Linked DNA regions of Homo sapiens: regions 2 and 3 are each linked to region 1. A link is an interaction called in ENCODE POLR2A ChIA-PET data of the cell type or tissue named here. Cell type or tissue: Caco-2. All regions are shown on one strand. Region 1 has its middle 20 kb from the start of ELAVL1. Region 2 holds the start of PRR36 (proline rich 36). Region 3 has its middle 22 kb from the start of FBN3.

Region 1 (5,000 bases):
CCGGGTTCACGCCATTCTCCTGCCTCACCCCCCAAGTAGCTGGGACTACAGGCACCCACCACCACGCCCAGCTAATTTTTTGTATTTTTTAGTAGAGACGGGGTTTCGCTGTGTTAGCCAGGATGGTCTCGATCTCCTGACCTTGTGATCCACCTGCCTCGGCCTCCCAAAGTGCTGGGATTACAGGCGTGAGCCACCGCGCCTGGCCTCTTTTCTTTTTCTCTCTCTCTCTTTCTTTCCTGCTTTCTCTTTCTTTCTCCCTTCCTTCCTTCCTTCCATCCCTCTTTCCCTCTCTCTCTCTTTCTTTCTTCGATGGAGTCTCATTCTGTCACCCAGGCTGGAGTGCAGTGGTGCAATCTCGGCTCACTGCAACCTCCGCCTCCTGGGTTCAAGTGATCCTCCCGCCTCAGCCTTCCGAGTAGCTGGGACTACATGTGCGTGTCACCACGCCCAGCTAACTTTTGTATTTTAGTAGAGATGGGATATCTCCGTGTTGGCCATGCTGGTCTCAAACCCCTGACCTCAAGTGATCTACCTGTCTCGGCCTCCGAAAGTGCTGAGATTACAGGTGTGAGCCACTATGCCCGGTCTCCAGAATATTTTCATCGCCCCAGAAAGAAACCCTGTACCCATTACCTGTCACTCCCCATCCCTGGAACCCACTGGTCTACTTCCTGACTCCACGGATTTTTTTACTCCGGATACTTCATATAAATGGAATCTTATCCAGTGCATTATTTTGTGTCTGGCTTCTTTCACTGAGCATGTTTTTAAGGTTCACGTGCTATTGTAGAAGGAGTTAGTACTTCATTCCTTTTCAGGGTTGAATGTAATTTCATCCTATGCCGGAGGCTGAGTCAGGAGTGTTACTTGAAGCCAGGAGTTCCCTTAGGCAACATAGCAAGACTCTAACTTTAAAACATCTTTGAAAAATTAAGTCCGGGCTGGGTGGTTCATGCCTGTAATCCCAGCATTTTGGGGGGCCAATGCAGGCAGATCACCTGAGGTCAGGAGCTTGAGACCAGCCTGGCCAACATGGTGAAAGCCCATCTCTACTAAAAATGCAAAAATTAGCCAGGCGTGATGGCGGGAGCCTGTAATCCCAGCTACTGAGGAGGCTGAGGCAGGAGAATTGCTTGAACCTGGGAGGCAGAGGTTGCAGTGAGCCAAGATTGCACCACTGCACTCCAGCCTAGGCGACAGAGCAAAATTCCATATCAAAAAATAAAAATAAAATAAAAATTAGCTGGGGGTTGGCAGGGTGCAGTGTCTCACCCCTGTAATCTTAGCATGTTGGGAGGCCAAGGAGGGCTGATCACCTGAGAATTGCTTGAACTCAGGAGGCGGAGGTTGCAGCGAGTGTAATGGTGCGAGCTTGGCTCACTGCAACCTCTGCCTCGTTGGTTCAAGCGATTCTCCTGCCTCAGCCTCCCTGAGTAGCTGGGACTACAGGTGCCCGCCATCACACCCAGCTAATTTTTTTTTGTATTTTTAGTAGAGACAAGGTTTCACCATGTTGGCCAGACTGGTCTTGAACTCTTGACCTCAGGTGATCCTCCCGCCTTGGCTTCCTAAAGTGCTGAGATTACAGGCATGAGCCACCATGCCTGGCCTTTTTTCTTTTCTCTATTTTTGAGATGGAGTCTCACTCTATCGCCAGGCTGGAGTGATCTTGGCTCACTGCAATCTCCAGGGTTCAATTGCCTCCAGGGTTTGAGCAATTCTCCTGCCTCAGCCTCCTGAGTAGCTGGGATTACAGGCATGCACCACCACACCAGTCTAATTTTTGTGGTTTTTATTTTTATTTATTTATTTTTTGAGATAGAGTTTCTCTCTTGTTGCCCAGGCTGGAGTGCCTCGATCTCAGCTCACTGCAACCTCCACCTCCTGGGTTCAAGAGATTCTCCTCCCTCAGCCTCCCGAGTAGCTGGAATTATAGGCGTCCACCACCATGCCCAGCTAATTTTTTGTGTTTTTCGTAGAGAGGGTTTCACCATGTTCGCCAGGCTGGTCTCAAACTCCTGACCTCAGGTGATCCACCCGCCTCAGCTTCCCAGAGTGCTGGAATTACAGGCATGAGCCACCACGCCTGGCCTAATTTTTGTATTTTTAGTAGAGATGGGGTTTCACCATGTTGGCCAGGCTGGTCTTGAACTCCTGACCTCAGGTGATCTGCCTGACTTGGCCTCCCAAAGTGCTGGGATTATAGGCGTGAGCCACCATGACTGGACTTCTTCCTATTTTTTTTTTTGTTTTGTTTTTTGAGACCGAGTCTCGCTGTGTCGCCCAGGTTGGAGTGCAGTGGCGCGATCTCGGCTTACTGCAAGCTCCACCTCCCGGGTTCATGCCATTCTCCGCCTCAGCCTCCCAAGTAGCTGGGAATACAGGCACCCGCCACTGCGCCCGTCTAATTTGTTGTATTTTTTTAGTAGAGATGGGGTTTCACCGTGTTAACCAGGATGGTCTCAATCTCCTGACCTCGTGATCCGCCTGCCTTGGCCTCCCAAATGCTGGGATTACAGGCGCGAGCCACCGCGCCCGGCCCCTTCTTCCTATTCTTTCAAAGCCACCAGTTGCCCTCCTATGATAACCCATTATCTATTAACCCATGGATCTGTTAACCCAGGAATGGATTAATCAGTTCATGAGGGCAGAATTCTCATGACCCAGTCACCCCTTAAAGGCCCCACCTCTGTCAACACGGCCACATCAAGGATTAAGTTTCAACGTGAGTTTTGGAGGAAACGAACATTGAAACTGTGGCACCAGGTGTTATCAGTCTATTAAGAGCTCATGCAAATTGATAAGCACCAAAGGTGCAAAGATCAGAAACAGACAATTCCCAGGAGGATAAGCGGGGGGTCTAGGAGCCTAAGAGTGGATGTATTGGGCATCAAGGGAGGGCCTGTTGGCCAGGGTTGGTCACAGCAAGGATCATTCCAATGCTGCCGGGACCCCAACACTTGCTTTCTGGCCAGGCGCGGTAGCTCACGCCTGTAATCCCAGCACTTTGGGAGGCCGAGGTGGGTGGGTCACGAGGTTAGGAAATCAAGACCATCCTGGCTAACATGGTGAAACCCTGTCTCTACTAAATGTACAAAAAATTAGCCGGGCGTGATGGCGGGCGCCAGCTACTTGGGAGGCTGAGGCAGGAGAATGGTGTAAACCCGGGAGATGGAGATTGCAGTGAGCAGAGATCATGCGACTGCACTCCAGCCTGGGTCACAGAGTGAGACTCCGTCTCAAAAAACAAACAAACAAACAAAAAACACTTGCTTTCCAAAGGGGTGGCTGCCACTTCAATTGGAAAGACCCTTTGGACAATGCACACCCAGCATATAAGAGGGTTCATAGGCCAGGCGTGGTGGCTCACACCTGTAATCCCAGCACTTTGGGAGGCTGAGGCAGGAGGAGAATTGCTTCAGTCTGGGAGTTCAAGACCAGCCGGGGCAACATAGCAAGATCCTGTCTCTATGGATAAAAAAAAAAAAGGTCGGGCCCAGTGGCTCACACCTGTAATCCCAGCACTTTGGGAGGCTGAGACAGGCAGATCACCTGAGGTTGGGAGTTCAAGCTCAGTAGCTCTCTAAAAATACAGATCACCTGAGGTCAGGAGTTCGAGCTCAGTAGCTCTGTAAAAATACAGTAATTAGCCGGGCATGGTGGTGCACGCCTGTAATCCTGGCTACTGGAGAGGCTGAGGCATGAGAATCACTTGAACCTGGGAGGCGGAGGTTGCAGTGAGCCAATTGCGCCATTGCGCTCCAGCCTGGACAACAGAACGAGACTCCATCTCAAAAAAAAAAAAAAAAAAAAAAAAGAGGGTTCGTAGTCTGAGCTTGTGATTATACCACTGAAAATTACCCCAAGCCACTTGTGGAAGGGCTGCCTGCAGAAGGACGTGTCTTAGGCTCTTTAATAAGTTACCTTCTGGTTGGAAACTACCTAAACGCCCAGCACGCAGGCTGGCCCGGTAAATCACGCACCCATAGGAGTTATGGTCAGGAGGCCTGTGACTCTGTAGAGTGGTAGTGGCTCCCGGGCCCTGGGCCAAGCGCTGTACTGATGCCCTCAAATCCTCATGGTAACAGCCTGTTCAGTTCTGTTCACCCCATTTTACAGCAAGGGGCTGCTCTGGGGGCAGGGAGGAGCCCAGCTGGGTGGGAGATCGTGGGTTCATGGTGGCATCTGTGGGTACTCCATCCAATCAAGGGTCTGAGGCTTAAGAAGCTTAAATTTGGGGGAGATAGGGACATTCTCAATGGTGCAGTTAAAGCAGTGGCTTCAGATTCTGGTGGGAGAGGAAGGAACTGAGGCTGGGGAAAGGGATGTATTGGTCTTTTCTTTGGAAACAGTCTTGCTCTGTCGCCTAGGCTGGGCTGGAGTGTAATGGCACGATCTCGGCTCACTGCAACCTCCGCTTCCCAGGTTCAAGCGATTCTCATGCCTCAGCCTCCTGAGTAGCTGGGATTACAGGCATGTGTCAGCACGCCCAGCTACTTTTTGTATTTTTAGTAGAGACAGGGTTTTGCCATGTTGCCCGGGCTGGTCTTGAACTCTTGGGCAACAGTGATCCGCCCGCCTCAGCCTCCCAAAGTGCTGAGATTACAGGCATGAGCCATCGCCCAGTCTCACTGGTCTTTCATCTTTGTTCCATCCTCATTCCCATTCAGCACCTGATGTACTTCTCTCTTACTGGGGTGCACCCCAGGGGACGCATGACTGTGCTACAGCCCACGGGGTTTCAGCAGGGTGCGCAGAGGACCTCAGGTGGCCCTTGTTACCCACACTCATTCCTTGCCAGGTCTTCCACAGGTCAAGGAGCCAGGATTCTGGGGTTTGGACACCCCATTCTCTGGCGGATGGGGCTGGCCTGGAGCCTGGGTGGGAGTACCGGGTTTCATACATCGGGGGCTCAGGCTTGGGGAGGGGTCACATGGAAGTCACCTGGCTGGCCAGAGCAGTTGCAGCCACAGCAGGTAGAAGGCAGGAGCCAGGAC
Region 2 (5,000 bases), 150 kb before region 1:
CGAGGGATGCCTGCACCTGCCGGGAGGCAGAGCGGCCCCGCTGCCCGCGAACGGGCTCCGGGAGACAAAGAGCCGCGTCCCGGGCCCGACCCCTCCCCCAGCCGGGCCTGGCCCGCGCCCAGCCTCTCCACCTGCTCGCGTCGCGCTCACCTCCGCCTCCGGCCTCCGGCCGCTCCTCACAGAGTCGCCTGGGGTGGGGCCCGGGCCGGAGCGACGCGGTGGCCGCCAGCGGCGAGGAGGCGAGGGGAGGGGGCTGCGGGCTGCGGCGCCGGGGGAGCCGAGCCGGTCCCGCCCCTCGGCCGCGGGCGGGAGAGCCGGGGGCGCGCGCTCGATCCGGACCCGGGAGCGCGGCCGGCGGAAGCGCGCCGAGGGGGATGGGGGAGAAGCGCGCTTTGGAGAGAAGGGTGGCTTCTCTGCGGTCCGGGGGAAGCCTGTTTCCCCAGCTGCGCCTGAGGAACCCAGATAGTCAACGGTTGGGACTGGGGGAGCAAATCCCTGGGGTCCTCCACTGTCCTTCCCAACACATACACCTGCCCCGACCCCCACCACAACCACCTGGCACCAAGGACCGCCTGGACGCGGATAGGCTGGGCCCTGGCAACCAGGAGGCGGGACCACCGCGCCTCTGGCCCACACACCAATCCGGCCGCTCGGTGGCCCTGGCACTATCCAGTCCTTCGCGTCTGCGAAAGCTAGGCCGCCCAGGGTCTCTGGGGGGCAGCCGCCCTCCGCCCCACACCCGAAGGTGTTCCCCAGACGCCAGGAAACCCCTTATCTGGTTGGGGGGTCGAGGGACTGCTAAGAGAATGCTGCCCTGGGAATTTCAGGATGCAAGGTAGACCCCAGATTTTGGGGAAGATAAAGAAAGGAATAGGAGGGAGAGCGACAGGAGACACAGTATATTCTGTGAGAGGTGACCCAGCCGTCTGCAGGGTAGAGCACGCCCACCCTCCACACCCTCCCAGCTAACGGGATGTCAAGTCAGCCCAGACTTCCTGGCAGAGCTGGGCTTCCGGGGGACAAGGTTCTGTCGACCTAGCAGGTGTCAAAACAAGTGCATAAGGCCGGGCGCGGTGGCTCACACCTGTAATCCCACTGCTTTGGGAGGCTGAGGCGGGCGGATCACTTGAGCTCAGGAGTTCGAGACCAGTCTGGCCAACATGGCGAAACCCTGTCTCTACCAAAAAATACAAAAATTAGCCGGGCATGCTGGCGAGCACCTGTAATCCCAGCTACTCGAGAGGCTGAGGCAGGAGAATCGCTTGAACCCGGGAGGCGGAGGTTACAGTGAGCCGAGATTGCGCCACTGCACTTCAGCCTGGGCGACAGAGTGAGACTCTGTCTCAAAAACAAAAACAAACAAAAAAACAAAAACACAAGTTCATGAAGGACGCAGAAGATCCTTTACAAGGGTCCCAGCCCAGCCGGAGCGAGTGGGAGGTGTCCTGTTGCTGACTTCAGCCAGGGCAGGGGCCTCGGTGGAGAGCGGTGCTCCAGGACTGTGGCATGAAGAGGGTGGGAGCCTGAGGGTGGAAATGGCCATTCCTCAGCTCCCTCTCCTTATAAGAAGAGTCTGGGCCGGGCATGGTGGCTCAGGCCTGTAATCCCAGTACTTTGGGAGGCCGAGGTGGGCGGATCACAAAGTCAGGAGATCGAGACCATCCTGGCTAACACGGTGAAACCTTGTCTCTACTAAAAATACAAAAAATTAAACGGGCGTGGTGGTGGGCGCCTGTAGTCCCAGCTACTCGGGAGGCTGAGTATGGCCTGAGTATGGCTGAGAATGGCGTGAACCCAGGAGGCAGAGCTTGCAGTGAGCCGAAATCGTGCCACTGTATTCCAGCCTGGGCGACAGTGCAAGACTCTGTCACACATGCACAAAAAAAGAGTCTGGCCTTGTCACCTCTGTCGGCCAAGTCCCCTCCTCATATGGCCTCCATGAGCTTTCCGCCTGGATGTCGCATCCCTCCAGACTTACAGCCACTTTTTACCCCATTCCAGGAAACCAGCGCCCTGTGCCCCACTGCTAACCCCATCGCAAGCTCATATGCACAGTTCACTCCCTCCTGGAAATCAGGGGGCCTCCATGCACAGGAAACAGATAATGCAACTTGGCATCGGGTGAACTGGGGTTGGGGGGTAGGGACGTTGCGCCCATTTGAGGTTGCAGAAATGGAAGGCAGAGAAAAATGACAGAGCTGAATGCCATGCTTTGACCTCCAGATTGGATCATCCTAGGCCTTATCTTCTCCCTCAGTCTAGCAATGATCACCCGTGTGAACCCCTTGTGGCATGACACCAGCCTGGTTCCCTGTCTACCCACCCACACCCAGTGCCTCCTTCCAAATCACATCCACCAACACAGATCCCTGCCCTCCTATTTATTTATTTTTGAGACAGGATCTCACTCTGTCACCCAGGCTGAAGTGCAGTGGCACGATCATCACAGCTTCACAGCTCACTGCAGCCTCGACCTCCCAGGCTCCAGTGATCCTCCCACCTCAGCCTCCCAAGTAGCTGGGACTATCAGCCGAGGCGGGTGGATAATTTGAAGACAAGAGTTCAAGACCAGCCTAGTCAACAGGGTGAAACTCTGTCTCTACTAAAAATACAAAAAAATTAGCTGGGTGTGGTGCCTATAGTCCCAGCTACTTGGAAGGCTGAGGCGCGAGAATCGCTTGAACCCAGGAGGCGGAAGTTGCAGTGAGCCGAGATCATGCCACTGCACTCCAGCCTGGGTGACAGAGAGACTCCATCTCAAAATAATAAAAAATAAAAAATAAAAATAAAAAACAAAACCCAGATCACTTGAGGTCAGGAGTTCGAGACCAGCCTGGCCAACATGGTGAAACCTCATCTCTACTAAAAATACACAAATTAGCCGGGCATGGTGGCCATGCACCTGTAATCCCAACTACTCGGGAGGCTGAGGTAGGAGAATCGCTTGAACCTGGGAGGCAGAGGGTGCAGTGAGCCGAGATCACGCCATTGCATTCCAGCCTGGGCGACAGAGCAAGACTCCATCTCAAAAAAACAAACAAAAACAAAAACAACAACAAAAAAACAAGTAGCTGGGACTAAAGCCTACCCCACCATATCAGGCTAATTTTTAAATTTTTTGTAGAAACAGAGTCTCGCTGTTACCCAGGCTGGTCTTGAACTCCTGGGCTCAAGTGATTCTCCCACCTCAGCCTCCAAAACTGCTGGGATTACAGGCAGGAGCCACCTCACTCAGCTTCACCTGCCTTCTGACTATGATGCAAGGGTTCCTCCAGGGTACACAAAACCCACCCTGTAATTAATTGGGATCTGGACTCTGCCCTCTTATAAAAACACTCCCAAAACCTCCATCAACAAGAGGGATGAGTAACATGAATCAAAGTGTCCCCTACAATGGAATGAAACTTGGCAACAGAAAGGAACAGACTATGCTACTCTCAAAACAGGGACTAATCTCAAAAGCACACCGAACAAAAGAAGCTACAAAAAACACGCACTGTATGATTCCATTTATAGAACATTCCAGAAAATGCGACTAATCTGTAGTTACAGACAGCACATCAGTGGTTGCTTGGAACAGGTGGGGGAGGGACATTGAATGAACTGCCCAGCGTAGCCACTCTTAGGCATGTGACTCTCAGGTGAGGGCCAGGCGACTGTAGTCCCAGCTACTGGGGAGGCTAAGACAGGAGGATCCCCTTGAGGCCGGGAGTTTGAGGCCAGCTAGGGAAATATAAGGAGACCCCGTCTCTAAAAGAAAAATAAATAAATCACAAATATATATGTATATGTGTGTGTGTATATATATACATATATACATATATATACATATATACATATATACGTATATACGCATATATACATATATACATATATACGTATATACGCATATATACATATATACATATATACGTATATACGCATATATACATATATACATATATACGTATATACGCATATATACATATATACATATATACGTGTATACGCATATATACATATATACATATATACGTGTATACGCATATATACATATATACGTGTATACGCATATATACATATATATACATATATACATATATATATATATTTTTTTTTTGAGACAGAGTCTCACTCTGTCACCCAGGCTGGAGTGCAATGGCGTGATCTTGGCCCTAATTTTTAATTAATTAATTTATTTTTGAGGCGGAGTTTCACTCTTGTTGCCCAGGCTGGAGTGCAATGGTGCGATATCAGCTCACCGCAACCTCTGCCTCCCAGGTTCAAGCGATTCTCCTGCCTCAGCCTCCTGAGTAGCTGGGATTACAGGCATGCGCCACCATGCCCGGCTAATTTTGTAGTTTTAGTAGGGATGGGGTTTCTCCATGTTGGTCAGGATGGTCTCGAACTCCTGACTTCAGGTGATCCACCCACCTCGGCCTCCCAAAGTGCTGGGATTACAGGCGTGAGCCACTGCACCTGGGCATATATATATATATATATATTTTTTTTTTTTTTTGAGGAAGCAATTTCTTTAATTTTATCAGAATCCAGGACACAACAAGAAAAGCACCCAAAAACCACATGGAGACAGAAGATGAGACACAACTCCTCCCCCACCCCTTCCCTGCTCTAGAGTGGGGACAAAGTCAGAGTGAGACAGCTTGGGGGAGACCTGAACCTCAGTCCAGCCCTACAGGCTCCAGGCCTGCAGGGAAGGAGGGTAATGGGGAGGCAGGGCCCAGCCCCCCAGTTTGGGGAAACAGCTGAGGGAAGGCCCCCCTCAAAAGGCTCCACCTCCTCACCAGCACTCCTGCCCAGGGACAGGGAGCCCACAGCAGCAAGGGGACCTCAGGGCCATGGCCACCTTCATGACTGAGAAGTAGCTGAGTGGAGGCAGGAGACACACGATTATCTGGGCAGAATCAGTTAGAGCAGGGGCCTGGAAGGGCCCCATGGGCCAAACCCTGAGGTCACAGGAGGGGCCCCAAAGCGGGGCTAGTGAGTGAGGTCCTGAGTGA
Region 3 (5,000 bases), 150 kb after region 1:
CCCCCACAGTGTTGGGATTACAGGTGAGAGCCACTGTGTCTGGCCTCCTGCTACATTTTAAAATAAGAAGCAGGGGCCGGGCGTGGTGGCTCACGCCTGTAATCCCAGCACTTTGGGAGGCCGAGGCGGGCGGATCACGACGTCGGGAGATCGAGACCATCCTGGCTAATGCGGTAAAACCCCGCCTCTACTAAAAATACAGAAAAATTAGCCGGGCGTGGTGGTGGGCGTCTTTAGTACCAGCTACTGGGGAGGCTGAGGCGGGAGAATGGCGTGAACCCGGAAGGCGGAGCTTGCAGTGAGCCGAATCGTGCCATGCACTCCAGCCTGACGAGACTCTGTCTCAAAAAAATAAATAAATAAATATAAAATAAAATAAGAAGCAGGTCAGGCACAGTGGCTCATGCCTGTAATCCTAGCACTTTGGGAGGCTGAGACAGGCAGATCACCTGAGGTCAGGAGTTTGAGACCAGCCTGGCCAACATGATGAAACCCTGTCTCTACTAAAAATACAAAAAATTAGCTGGGCATGGTGGCAGGTGCCTGTAATCCCAGCTACTCAGGAGGCTGAGGCAGGAGAATCGCTTGAACCCAGGAGGTGGAGGTCGCAGTGAGCTGAGATTGTGCCACTGCACTCCAGCCTGGGTGACCAAGCAAGATTCCATTAAAAAAAAAAAAGGCTGCTGGTTGAGGTGGCTCACGTCTGTAATCATGTCACTTTGAGAAGCTGAGGAGGGAGGATCGCTTGAGGCCAGGAGTTTGAGACCAGCCTGGGTGGCATAGCAAGACTCCATCTCTAAATATAAGGTTTTTTTCAGCCAGGTGTGGTGGCTCATTCCTGTAATCCCAGCGCTTTGAGAGGCTGAGGTGGGTGGATTACCTGATGTTAGGAGTTCAAGAGCAACCTGGCCATCTCCAGCCTGGGCAACAAGAGCGAGACTCCATCTCAAAAAAAGCAAAACAAAAAAAATACTTTTTTCTAAGAGACAGTGTCACCTAGGCTGGAGTGTCACCCAGGCTGTGTCACCCAGGCTGGAGTGCAGTGGCATGATTTCAGCTCACTGCAGCCTCAACCTCCTGGGCTCAATCAATCCTCCCACCTGAGCCTCCTGAGCAGCTGGGACCGAAGGCATGCACCACCACACCCGGCTAACTTTTGTGTTTTTTGTAGATGCTGGGTTTCGCCATTTTGCCCGGACTGGTCTCGAACTCCAGAGCTCAAGACATCCTCCTGCCTTGGCCTCCCAAAGTGCCAGGACTACAGGCGTGAGCCACTGAACCCAGCTGGCTAAATAAACTTCCTAAATTGATTGAGACCTGACTCAGATACTTTGAGTTTACACAGCTCAATTCATATCTGTTCATGCATTAAATGAATGGATTTTCTTTTTCTTTTCTTTTTTTTTTTTTTGAGATGGAGTCTCGCTCTGTTGTCCAGGCTGGAGTACAGTGGCACTATCTCGGCTCACTGCAACCTCTGCCTCCCAGGTTCAAGTGATTCTCCTGCCTCAGCCTCCCGAGCAGCTGGGATTACAGGCATGTGCCACCATGCCCAGCTAATGTTTGTATTTCTAGTAGAGACGGGTTTTTACCATGTTGGCCAGGCTGGTCTCAAACTCTTGACCTTAAGTGATCTGCCCACCTCAGCTTCCTGAAGTGCTAGTATTACAGGCATGAGCCACCGCGCCCAGACTTTTTTTTTTTTTTGAGACAGAGTTTTGCTCTTTTTGCCCAGGCTGGAGTGCAATGGCACGATCTCAGCTCACTGCAACCTCCACTTCCCAGGTTCAAGTGATTCTACTGCCTCACCCTTCCGAGTAGCTAGGATTACAGGCACCCGCCACCATATCTGGCTAATTTTTGTATTTTTAGTAGAGAAAGGGTTTCACCATGTTGGCCAGGCTGGTCTTGAACTCCTTGACCTCCAGTAATCCACCCGCCTCGGCCTCCCAAAGTGCTGGGATTATAGGCATAAGCCACTGCACCCGGCCTAAATGAATGGATTTTCTGCTCCTGTTCAGGGGCTTGGGTAAAGCTGTCATGAGGATAAAAGGATCAGAGAGATGAAGGGGTTATAGAAGTGGGAGTAGTGCCAGGCACGGTGGCTCAAGCCTGTAATCCCAGCCCTTTGTGAGGCTGAAGCAGTCAGATCACTTGAGGCCAGGAGTTCAAAACTAACCTGACCAACATGGTGAAACCCCATCTCTACAAAAATACAAAAATTAGCCAGGTGAGGTGGCAGGCGCCTGTAATCCCAGCTACTCAGAAGGCTGAAGCAGGAGAATTGCTTGAACCTGGGAGGCGGAGGTTGCAGTGAGCTGAGATCGTGCCATTGCACTCCAGCCTGCACAACAGAGAGAGACTCTGTTTCAAAAGACAAGAAAAGACAAGACAAGGCTGGGCGCGGTGGCTCACACCTGTAATCCCAGCACTTTGTGAGGCCGAGGCGGGCGGATCATAAGGTCAGGAGATGGAGACCATCCTGGCTAGCACGGTGAAACCCCGTCTCTACTAAAAATACAAAAAATTTGCCGGGCTTGGTTGCAGGTGCCTGTAGTCCCAGCTACTCAGGAGGCTGAGGCACGAGAATTGCTTGAACCTGGGAGGCGGAGGTTGCAGGGAGGCGGAGGTTGCAGTGAGCCGAGATGGTGCCATTGCACTCCAGCCTGCACAACAGAGCGAGACTCTGTTTCAAAAGAAAAGAGAAGAAAAGAAAAGACGGTAGTTACAGGTCATAGGGAGTGGGATTCTGGGCGTGGGCTATGCCATATTTCACAGGGGTGTCAGCGGGGTTGGGAGCTCCGGGAATTGCCCTCAAGTCACAGGTTCCTGCTTTGTGGGTCCTGAGGCTTCCCTCTGCCAAGGAAAATTCGGGATTTCTTTCTGCTAATGTCTGGGATCATTGGCCACTGCCCAGGCTGCCTCAGTTTCCCCTGGGAGACCAAAAACACAAGGGTGGGGGAAGCCACAGAGCACGGGGTTTGCAGCACCTTTCTCAGGCAGGTCAGGGGCCTCTTGTGACTGGATGAGGCTATTTTGCCTACCCTGAATTCACACTAGGAGAAAATCGTGCCTTTCCCGGAGTATTTACCCACCAAAGAGGAGTAGGGCTGTGAACAGCGTCCGGAGTGAGGTGTCCAGGTATGAATTATGTCTCTGGCCACATGACACTAGACAAATTTAGAGATTCCCCCTAAGCCTCAGTTTTCTCATCTGTGACATGAGAGAAATAATACTAGGTTGGTGCAAAAATAATTGCGTTTTTTGCCATTACCTTTTTGTTTTAAAGACAGAGTTTCGCTCTGTTGCCAGGCTGGAGTGCAGTGGCATGATCTTGGCTCACTGCAACCTCCACCTCCCGGGTTCGAGCGATTCTCCTGCCTCAGCCTCCCGAGTAGCTGGGATTACAAGTGCGCGCCACCACACCCAGCTAATTTTGTATTTTTAGTAGAGATGGGGTTTCACCGTGTTGGTCAGGCTGATCTTGAACTCCTGACCTTGTGATCCACCTGCCTCAGCCTCCCAAAATGCTGGGATTACAGGTGTGAGCCACTGTGCCCAGCTTTGCCTTTACTTTTAATTGCAAAAACCGCAATAACTTTTGCACCAATGCAATATTTGCTTCTGGAGAGGATAGTGTAGGTTAAATGAGATGTTGGTGGATAACCCTTAGCAGAGGGGCTGGCATGATCCATTGTGGACCCTATAAATAGCCTAGAAAATTAGAAGAGAAGCTGGACGCAATGGCTGATGCCTATAATCCAAGCAATTTGGGAGGCCGAGACGGGAGGATCACTTGAGGCCAGGAGTTTGAGACCAGCCCGGGCAACATAGTGAGACCCCATCTCTAAAAATAATCTTTAAAAATTAGCCAAGATGGCCGGGCACGGTGGCTGACGTCTGTAATCCCAGCACTTTGGGAGGCCAAGGCAGGTGGATCACCTGAGGTCAGGAGTTCAAGACCAGCCTGGCCAACATGGTGAAACCCTGTCTCTACAAAAATACAGAAAAAAAATTAGCCGGGCATGATGGCAAGTGCCTGTAATCCCAGCTACTCGGGAGGCTGAGGCAGAAGAATAGCTTGAATCTGGGAGGCAGAGGTTGCAGTGAGCCATGATCCCACCATTGCACTCCAGCCTGGGCGACAGAGAGAGACTCTGTCTCAAAAAAAAAAAAAAAAAATTAGCCAGCCATGGTGGCATGCACCTATAGTCCCAGCTACTTGGGAGGCTGAGGTGGGAGGATCGCTTCAGCCCAGGAGTTCAAAGCTGCATTGAGCTATGACTGGGCCACTGCACTCCAGCCTGGGCAACAGAGTGAGACCCTGTCTTAATAATAAAAATACAGAAAGAAAAAGAAATGACAGTGTGTGGAGGAGCTCATAGAGGAGAGAAACAATGAAGGGCTTCCTAGTTTGGGGGGTCTTCGGAAGATGGGGCCCCATGGGAGGGGACTGGTCTTTGAGTTGTTGAGGTAATTTAATTCATTGTTCTTTCGTGAGCTAATTGTATGTGGAAATTTATGTAAATCTTTGGTAATCATCCTTTGAGGAATCTGCTGCTATCAAGAAAGAAAAAGTCAGTGTCAACCAGCAAAAAAATGGAAAAAATCAAATAGTGATTGCTGTTTTTTTTTTTTTTTTGAGACGGAGTCTTGCTCTTTCGCCCAGGCTGGAGTGCAGTGGCACTATCTCAGCTTACTGCAAGTTCTGCCTCCTGGGTTCATGCCATTCTCCTGCCTCAGCCTCCCAAGTAGCTGGGACTACAGGCACCCGCCACCATGCCCAGCTAATTTTTTGTATTTTTAGTAGAGACGGGGTTTCACCGTGTTAGTCAGGATGATGGTCTCGATCTCCTGACCTCGTGATCCGTCTGCCTCAGCCTCCCAAAGTGCTGGGATTACAGGCGTGAGCCACCACGCCCGGCCTTTTTTTTTGAGAGTGTCTCACTCTGTCACCCAGGCTGCAGTGCAGTGGCATGATCTCAGCTCACTGCAACTGC

Evidence for each region. ChIA-PET counts read pairs that join two places held together with the same protein. Peaks named below come from ENCODE experiments on the same cell type or tissue, not always from the same donor. Only the 100,000 strongest peaks of a DNase experiment are listed, where the experiment ranks them.
Region 2: POLR2A ChIA-PET joins it to region 1 with 9 read pairs; 4 of 35 experiments call an interaction of 5 or more read pairs at or near these places.
Region 3: POLR2A ChIA-PET joins it to region 1 with 5 read pairs; 3 of 35 experiments call an interaction of 5 or more read pairs at or near these places.

The regions. Positions count from the first base shown.
Region 1 is chr19:8,022,756-8,027,755 of GRCh38, forward strand. No RefSeq gene overlaps it. Among named protein-coding and RNA genes, the nearest start is that of ELAVL1, 20 kb to the left of the region's middle. In Caco-2, no CTCF peak of the experiment used is centred here; a DNase peak (open chromatin) is centred at 2,714.
Region 2 is chr19:7,874,136-7,879,135 of GRCh38, forward strand. It overlaps PRR36 (proline rich 36), which reads right to left and starts at 255. Exons shown (of 6, transcript NM_001190467.2): 1 at 151-255. It also overlaps the pseudogene LYPLA2P2. In Caco-2, no CTCF peak of the experiment used is centred here; a DNase peak (open chromatin) is centred at 576; H3K4me3 peaks cover 869 bases.
Region 3 is chr19:8,168,838-8,173,837 of GRCh38, forward strand. It overlaps the pseudogene LOC100422633. Among named protein-coding and RNA genes, the nearest start is that of FBN3, 22 kb to the left of the region's middle. In Caco-2, no CTCF peak of the experiment used is centred here; no DNase peak of the experiment used is centred here.